Linked DNA regions of Homo sapiens: region 2 is linked to region 1. The links are chromatin contacts, found by Hi-C in ENCODE. All regions are on one chromosome and are shown on one strand. The core of a region is the stretch at or near the end of the contact, and the rest is flanking DNA. Distances in the headings are between cores, read along the strand shown.

Evidence for each region. Hi-C counts contacts between places; a loop is a spot of excess contacts on that map. Pooled maps may share reads with other maps.
Region 2: a map of PC-9 shows a loop between it and region 1 (17-fold over the local background). The contact joins two enhancer-like sites. A Hi-C loop is called at or near these places in 1 of 168 maps with a recorded cell type or tissue (PC-9), 2 of 37 single-sample maps with no recorded cell type and 8 of 50 pooled maps.

What each region holds. Positions count from the first base shown.
Region 1 is chr7:7,175,541-7,178,960 of GRCh38, forward strand. It overlaps a transcript of C1GALT1 not described here. Among named protein-coding and RNA genes, the nearest start is that of C1GALT1, 5.3 kb to the right of the region's middle. Within about 2 kb of position 1,696, at least 6 of the 41 ENCODE cell types and tissues checked have a DNase peak (open chromatin) inside an H3K27ac peak, as active enhancers do; they include PC-9, where a contact is called at or near this core.
Region 2 is chr7:7,910,277-7,913,696 of GRCh38, forward strand. All of the region lies in intron 2 of LOC124901586 (a long non-coding RNA gene), which reads right to left. It also overlaps the pseudogene CCNB2P1. Among named protein-coding and RNA genes, the nearest start is that of GLCCI1-DT, 57 kb to the right of the region's middle. Within about 2 kb of position 1,660, at least 2 of the 41 ENCODE cell types and tissues checked have a DNase peak (open chromatin) inside an H3K27ac peak, as active enhancers do; they include PC-9, where a contact is called at or near this core.

The sequences.
Region 1 (3,420 bases), core at 446-2,945:
CTGTAATCTCTGCCTCCAGGTGTCTAGGGTTATTACTTCAGTTTGCTGTGTTTTCCAGCTTTTTCTGCCCTAGGTTCTGAGTTAGCAAAACAGAGGAGAGGATCTTGCATCAATCCTTCAGGTAGCCCCTTGTATTAGTCTGCTTGGGCTACTGTAACAAAATACCACAAACTGAATAGCTTAAACAACATAAATTTATTTTTCACACTTTTGGAGGCTAGCAAGTCCAAGATCCACATTCTGGCTGACTTGGTTTCTGCTGAGGGCTTTTTTTTTTCTGGTTTATAGATGATAGGCTTCTCTCTGTGTCCTTACATAATGGGGAGAGAGAACTCTTCCTCTTCTTGGAAGGGCACCAGGTCTATTGGATAAAAGGCCCTACCTTTATCCCCTCATTTTACCTTTATTACCTCTGTAAAACCCCAAAAGGATAGGGTTGGGGGGCTTTCCAAACACATAGAGGTTCCCAGAGGTTTGTATGCCTGGAGACAGCATGGAAGCTACATGCCATTTCTTCCATACCTTACATTATACATCTCTTCTATCTGGCTATTCATCTGTATCCATTATAATAAGTGAGTAAACATAGGTAAAGTATTTGCCCAAGTTCTGTGAGCCATTTCAGCAAAATGGGAATTTGTGGAAAAAGGTCGAGGAAGGAGATGCTTCTCTATGGAGGATGAATAGAAACAAGAAAAGGTATCTACTATAGGTCCACCTTTAGATTTAGAAATACAACTTGAAATAAGAAAAAAAAAATGCCACATTATGCAGCTACACAATTTGTAAGTCAATTAGTTCTTTTCAATAACAGATGCAACATATACATTTATAAATAATTTACTCCTTTGGGATTTCAAACTAAAGAAACTTCAACTATTTCACTTACAACAAATGTTTCTGCTTCTGTTTCTCATCAATTGAGAAAACAATTAAGGAACACTCCTGATTCTTATTCCAGGGAACTAGAGGAACAAAGAGTAACCCCAGGGATTCTAGCCTCGTAAGCTGAGAATATTTTTCTAGATGACACAAGTTCCTCAGTGCACACGTGACAGTCTCTGCTTTCAAGCTAATATGCTGTGAGTCACACTGAGTCCTCTTCCCTCGAGGTTAAATGTATTTCCTAGACTTTTTTTCTTTATTTCTTCCTCTGCTCTATTCTCCATCTTAACCCTATTCCTCTGTCAGTCAATTCAGAAAACAACACCAGCCATTCCAATTGTCTCAAAATCTTGGTAAATTTTGTAAAGATGTAGCTACAAGGAATAAAAACTGTTTAGAAAATGTTCTCTTAGGTTATACAGGGTGGCATTGTCAGGTATTTTCAATAGGAGACGAGAAGCTCTGTCTAAAAGCACAATGTTGCCAGAAGGATTTCCCTGATCTTTGTTTCCTGGTGTCCATTTTTCACTTACTCCCTAATTTAACATAGGAAATGAGGTGCAAGAAGCTCTGTCCCTTTCTTCCCCCTAGAGTTCTTCTTTTTCTTACTCAGGGATCATCCACAACAACAAACAGTCTGATATCTAATTAGGCCAGTAGTTTCAACTGATTTGGGCTCACAGCTGAATAGCTGAAAGCAAGAAAAAACCATACAATTAAATTAGGGACCTTGTATTTAAGGCCATTCATCCACTACATAATCAGGACTTGAGTCTCACACTAAGGCTCTGTCTTACTCATTCTAACATATTTACCTCTCAGGTTAGTCATGCCACAAAAATGTGCATTGTTAATAATTGCCTCATCTCTACCTTTGATGTTCCAGTATATAAAGCCTTCCCCTGTGTGCCCTAAGTTCTGCCCTCTGAAAGAGAAAGACATGTTTTCTGCCATTTATTTTCTTGCTATTGGGTGCAATTTTGCTCTAGGATGAACTCATAAACTCAAATAACCGGTTATATATATGTTTGTTATTAAGTTTGTTTAAGTACCTCTGTCACAACAAAGAGGAGCAGATATACTCAGCCACAGTTACAAATTAATTCATGAAAAAGAAAAAGGAGCCAGTGATAATTATGCATTCTTTTAAAAGAGTAATAAATTTTCAACAGGCTCATAAAATGAGACCTGACATATAAGCTACCATTCTGCCATACTCTTAAATCCAAACTGCTTGCTATGAATGATGCTACTATTTTATACAGTACACAGTAAAATCAGTAAATAAGTTGTCACTTCCTGAAAGGTCTCCATGGTATTCATGTAAAATACTTAATGCTTAATTGCTTAAACATCAGGTAGACCTCATCAGCCTAATTTAATTAAAAGAATGCTAATGCTTTATATGTAAAGCATATTTACATATAATCTCATTGACTGCCTTTTGGGGTACATTGGGATAATTTTCCCCAGTTAGTGGATAGGGAAATTGAGATTCAGAAGGGTTAGGTGACTTACTACAGGTCATCCAGCTAATCAGTGATAAAACTGGGGGCACTGAAAGATAAGTACCTGGATTGGGCTTACCAAAGTGGTGGCTACAAAAAGGCTGGAGCTGTGTTTAAAAGTTTACAGGAGAGCCATCCATTTTTAGTTGACTTTTTTAGGAAATGATCCAGTTTGAAAAGGAGCAAGAATGCAGGAATTCTGCAACAGAGGGCTTTGAGAGAATTTAGATCTGTAGATTCTGATCTTTGGATAGATTACATCAAAGCAGAATTGAACCGCCCCCTTGGTAGACCTGAGAAATGTAGACAGACCTGTTGGCGAGCCATGAAAATGTTGCAGAGAGAGTCATCAGAGGCATCTGTAGCTAAACATGCTATGCATCAGACTGGTCATTTGTGAAGAGAAATAATACAGCCAACTTTGTGAAATAGTATTGCAAGCCCTCTGGGCAAATTTGTATTATGAGTCAATCTGTAATTTGCTTGGAGATGGCAGACAAGATGGCTGTCTGGTTTCAAGACATGGTTTAATTTTGTGTTAACTCATTAATTTTTAAAAAATTAAAAAAAATTGATTGAGGAAAAACAACTGGGGGCAGAATTCAAGTTTCAAGGATTCCGTTGTTCTATTCACCATGTTACTTCCACAACTGGCAAAGTTTAGCTCTCAGTAAGATTCACACTACATCTCTCTATAAGAGATCAAAAAACCCTTAGATAATACAGGTGTCAGGGAGCAAAGATAATCCTAACATTGTATGCTACCTACTAAAGTGAAAAAGATATACTTCATTCAATTATTTATTCATTCAAACAACAAATAATTGAACACCTGCATGTGTGCCAGGCATTGTGCTAGGCTCTATTATATCCAGCTGTATGAGTTACCTATTGTTGTATAACAAACTATCCCAAAACTTAGTGGCTTAAAACAACAATCATTTAAACATTTAGTATCTCACTGTTTCTGTGGCCTAGGAATTCAGGAGCACCTTAGCTGAATGGTTCTGTCTCAGGGTCTCTTTCT
Region 2 (3,420 bases), core at 410-2,909, 730 kb after region 1:
TGTTTGTTGACATTTGTTGTTTCCCTGGGTTGAACTGGCACTTTGGTGTTCTGAGCTTTCTTAGCTACTTGTGCTGCTCTGGCTGTAACTCTATTTCCAATTTATTCTAAAATGGAATGCCTAATAGTCACATGACTCTTAGGTTTAGAATTAACTCCTGTCTCTCTGTCTCTGCATATACCCATTTACCCTATTGGTTCTGTCTCTTTGGAGAGTCCTAATAGAATACCTGACAACTAAATGCAATGTGGATCTTGGGACAGAAAGAGGACATTAGTAGAAAAACTGGTGAAATTTAAAAAGAGCCTGGAATTTAGTTAATAGTAATGTACCAGTGTTGGTTTCTTAGTTGTAACAAATGTACCATAGTAATGTAAGATGTTAGCAATAGAGGAAGTTGGTTGAGAGCTCTAGAACGCTCTGTATTATCTTTGCAACCTTTCCATAAACCTAAAATTATTCAAAAATAAAAATTTTGTTTTAAAAAATAGCATGTACCATACAATCTCTCTCTCTGAAACTGCTCCTAATTGTCTAGCTTTCTATTTGTATTTATGGATTCTATTCACCAAATGTTAGTAATCTTTACTTTGGGAAGTAATTTACTTCTTTCTTTGTGCTTTTCTGTATTGTTTGAATTTTAAAAATATATATATATATATATTACTAAAATAGTGAAGTCATTTTTTAAAACATTGGAGGCTGTTTTGAAAAGATGACTTCTAAAAATCTTCCAGAAAACTCTATGATCTTTGATTTGGTGTTATTTTTTTAATAGCACTGTCTCACCTATAACATTCTCCTTAGGCACCCAAAAATGATTTTATGATGAGGCTCCAAGATTGATACTCTGTGGCAGGACTTGAAAAATGACCAGGTTGTGTTACCATAAGAACATGTTCCTGTTTTGTTTTGTTTTCTTTTTTATTTTTCTAGTTCATTAAGGCTGCTATAACAGAATACCATAAACGACAGAAATTTATTTCTTACAGTTCTGGAGGCTGGGAAGGCCAACATCAAGGCACCAGCAGATTCAGTGTCTGGTGAGGGCCTGTTCCCTGGTTTATAGATAGCTGCATTCTCACCCTTACATGGTGGAAGGGGCAAATGAATTATCTGGGGTCTCTTATTCATAAGGACACTAATCCCCTTCATGAGGGCTCTTACCTCATGGCCTAATCACCTCTCAAAGGCCATGTCTCCTGATACCATCACATTGTGGGTTAGGATTTCAACATAAGAATGGGGTTGGGTGGGGAAGCAAACATTCTTTAAATAGCACCGACCCATACATAGCTTAATGGTTTATGTCAGTGTGTTACTATAGCTATTTGCTGGCGATAAGCATCGTAAGGAAATGAAAGGCTTTTGGTTGCAATTCTCCTGTGGTTCTGTCCAGTGAAGCAATGAGTCAGGGATTTTTATCTCCAAATCAAAGCAGAGCTCACCTTTTAGTAATTGGAGGAATTAAAAGAACAAATTTCCTAAATGTTCTATGTTCTAGTACAAATAAAATTTTTTAATACTCTGTTTATCCTCATATCTTCTATTTTCTTTGTTCTCTTCATCTTGTCTCTATGTCTCCTGATGTCCAACCTCTCTCTTTTGATCCTTTTTTCTTTTGAGTCAGGGTCTCACTCTGTCACCCAGGCTGGAGTGCAGTGACGACATGATGGCTTACTGTGACCTCAACCTCCTGGACTCAAGCCATCCTCCCACCTCAGCCTCCCAAGCAGCTGGTACCACAGGCACACACCACTAAGCCCAGCTAATTTTTTTATTTTTTGTAGAGACATTGTTCTGCCCTGTTGCCCAGGCTGGTCCAGAACTCCTCTAGGCTCAAATGATTCTCCTGTCTTGGCCTCCCAAAGTGCTGTGGTTACAGGAATGAGACACTGCGCCCAGCCTCCTTTGACTTAAAATATTAGGTCTATTGTAAATTCTCAAGGGAGCCATTTTTTTCTTTTTCCACTCTAATACTGTGAATTCTTTGCGGATGGAGAGACTGTTCTCTTCATTTCTGTTTCCCTTCACCTAGCACAGTCCTCACCCATCAAATCATGGAGGATTGTAGCCACAGCTGCAAATGGAACCCTGGAGTTTTCCAGTTCCTCCTACTCATTCAAGTTCTATGTCTCCCTTCTTCCCTTTGTTTTTCTTTCTCAGGTCCTTTTTCTTCTTGTAATGTAGTTATAGGCTTATCGCCTGTATTCTGTGCCTTCTGAATGTCCAGGCTCTAAGGTCATTCTGCTGATTATATGAGGCCAGGTCTTCCCTTTAACTTGTGCTTCTGTAAGGTAATAATCTAAGCTATACCAGTGGTTCTTAAACTCTAGCAGGCATTAGAATCACCTGGAGAGCTTGCTAAAACAGACTGCTGGGCCCACTCCTAGAGTTTCTTAATTAGTAGGTCTGGGATGGCACTGGAGAATTTGCATTTTTAACAAGTTTCTAGTAGATGCTGATGCAAATACTGATGCTGCTAGTCCAGGGACTACACTTCGTACATCGTGGATCTACATTCTACAGAATCATTGGCTGGGCTAGCTCCTCCTTTGCAAGGAGGCAAAAAGAAATGCAGATGTTCAGTGTCTAGAACTTATCCATAAAGTAAAAATAATAGGAAGAATATACATGTTTTATTTTAAACCCAAGATATAAAGGCGTTTTTTCCCTTATAATGATTATTCTTCAAATCATCTCTATACACCATAAGTAAAGTTAAAAGTGCTAAAGGAGGAAAAACTATTGATATTTCTATCAGAACACATAAAAAGGTTAATTATGGCATGCACGTCTTAAAGATCTCCTTGCCATCTGAGCCATCTCCAGAAATACTTGCCATAGAACAGAAATAGAAATGATTATATGAGTAAATTATCACCCACACTCCTCGCATGCATCATTTCATACCACAAGCCTTTTCTCTTTTCAAGGAATAATGGTTTTACATTTTACTTTGTGATGGCACTCTAATTGCTAAATATAATAGGGGCATTATGCTACAAAGTTAAAAGACTCCAAGTGAAAAGATAAGTCAAATATAGTAATTTCACACAGCCAATGATTCTTCAAAGTATGCTTCTCTTTTTTTCCAGCTGTCTCCCAATTGTGAACTCTCACAGACTCATGAAAATTGAATACTAAGGCAGAGAAAAGCTAACAGGGATCCTAGAATATTTCTAGTCCAGGAGTCTGTAACTATGATCTACTGGCCAAATCTGGCCCACCACCTGTTTTCATAAATAAAATTTTATTGGAAAATAGGCATGCCCATTTTTATTGAGAAACAGCCGTACCCGTTGTTTACATATTCTGTGTGGCTGCTTTCGCACTATAATAACAGAGTTAAATAGTTGCAACACAGACCATGTGGTCCAAAGCTGAAAATATTTACTATCTTGACCTTTACCAAAAAAG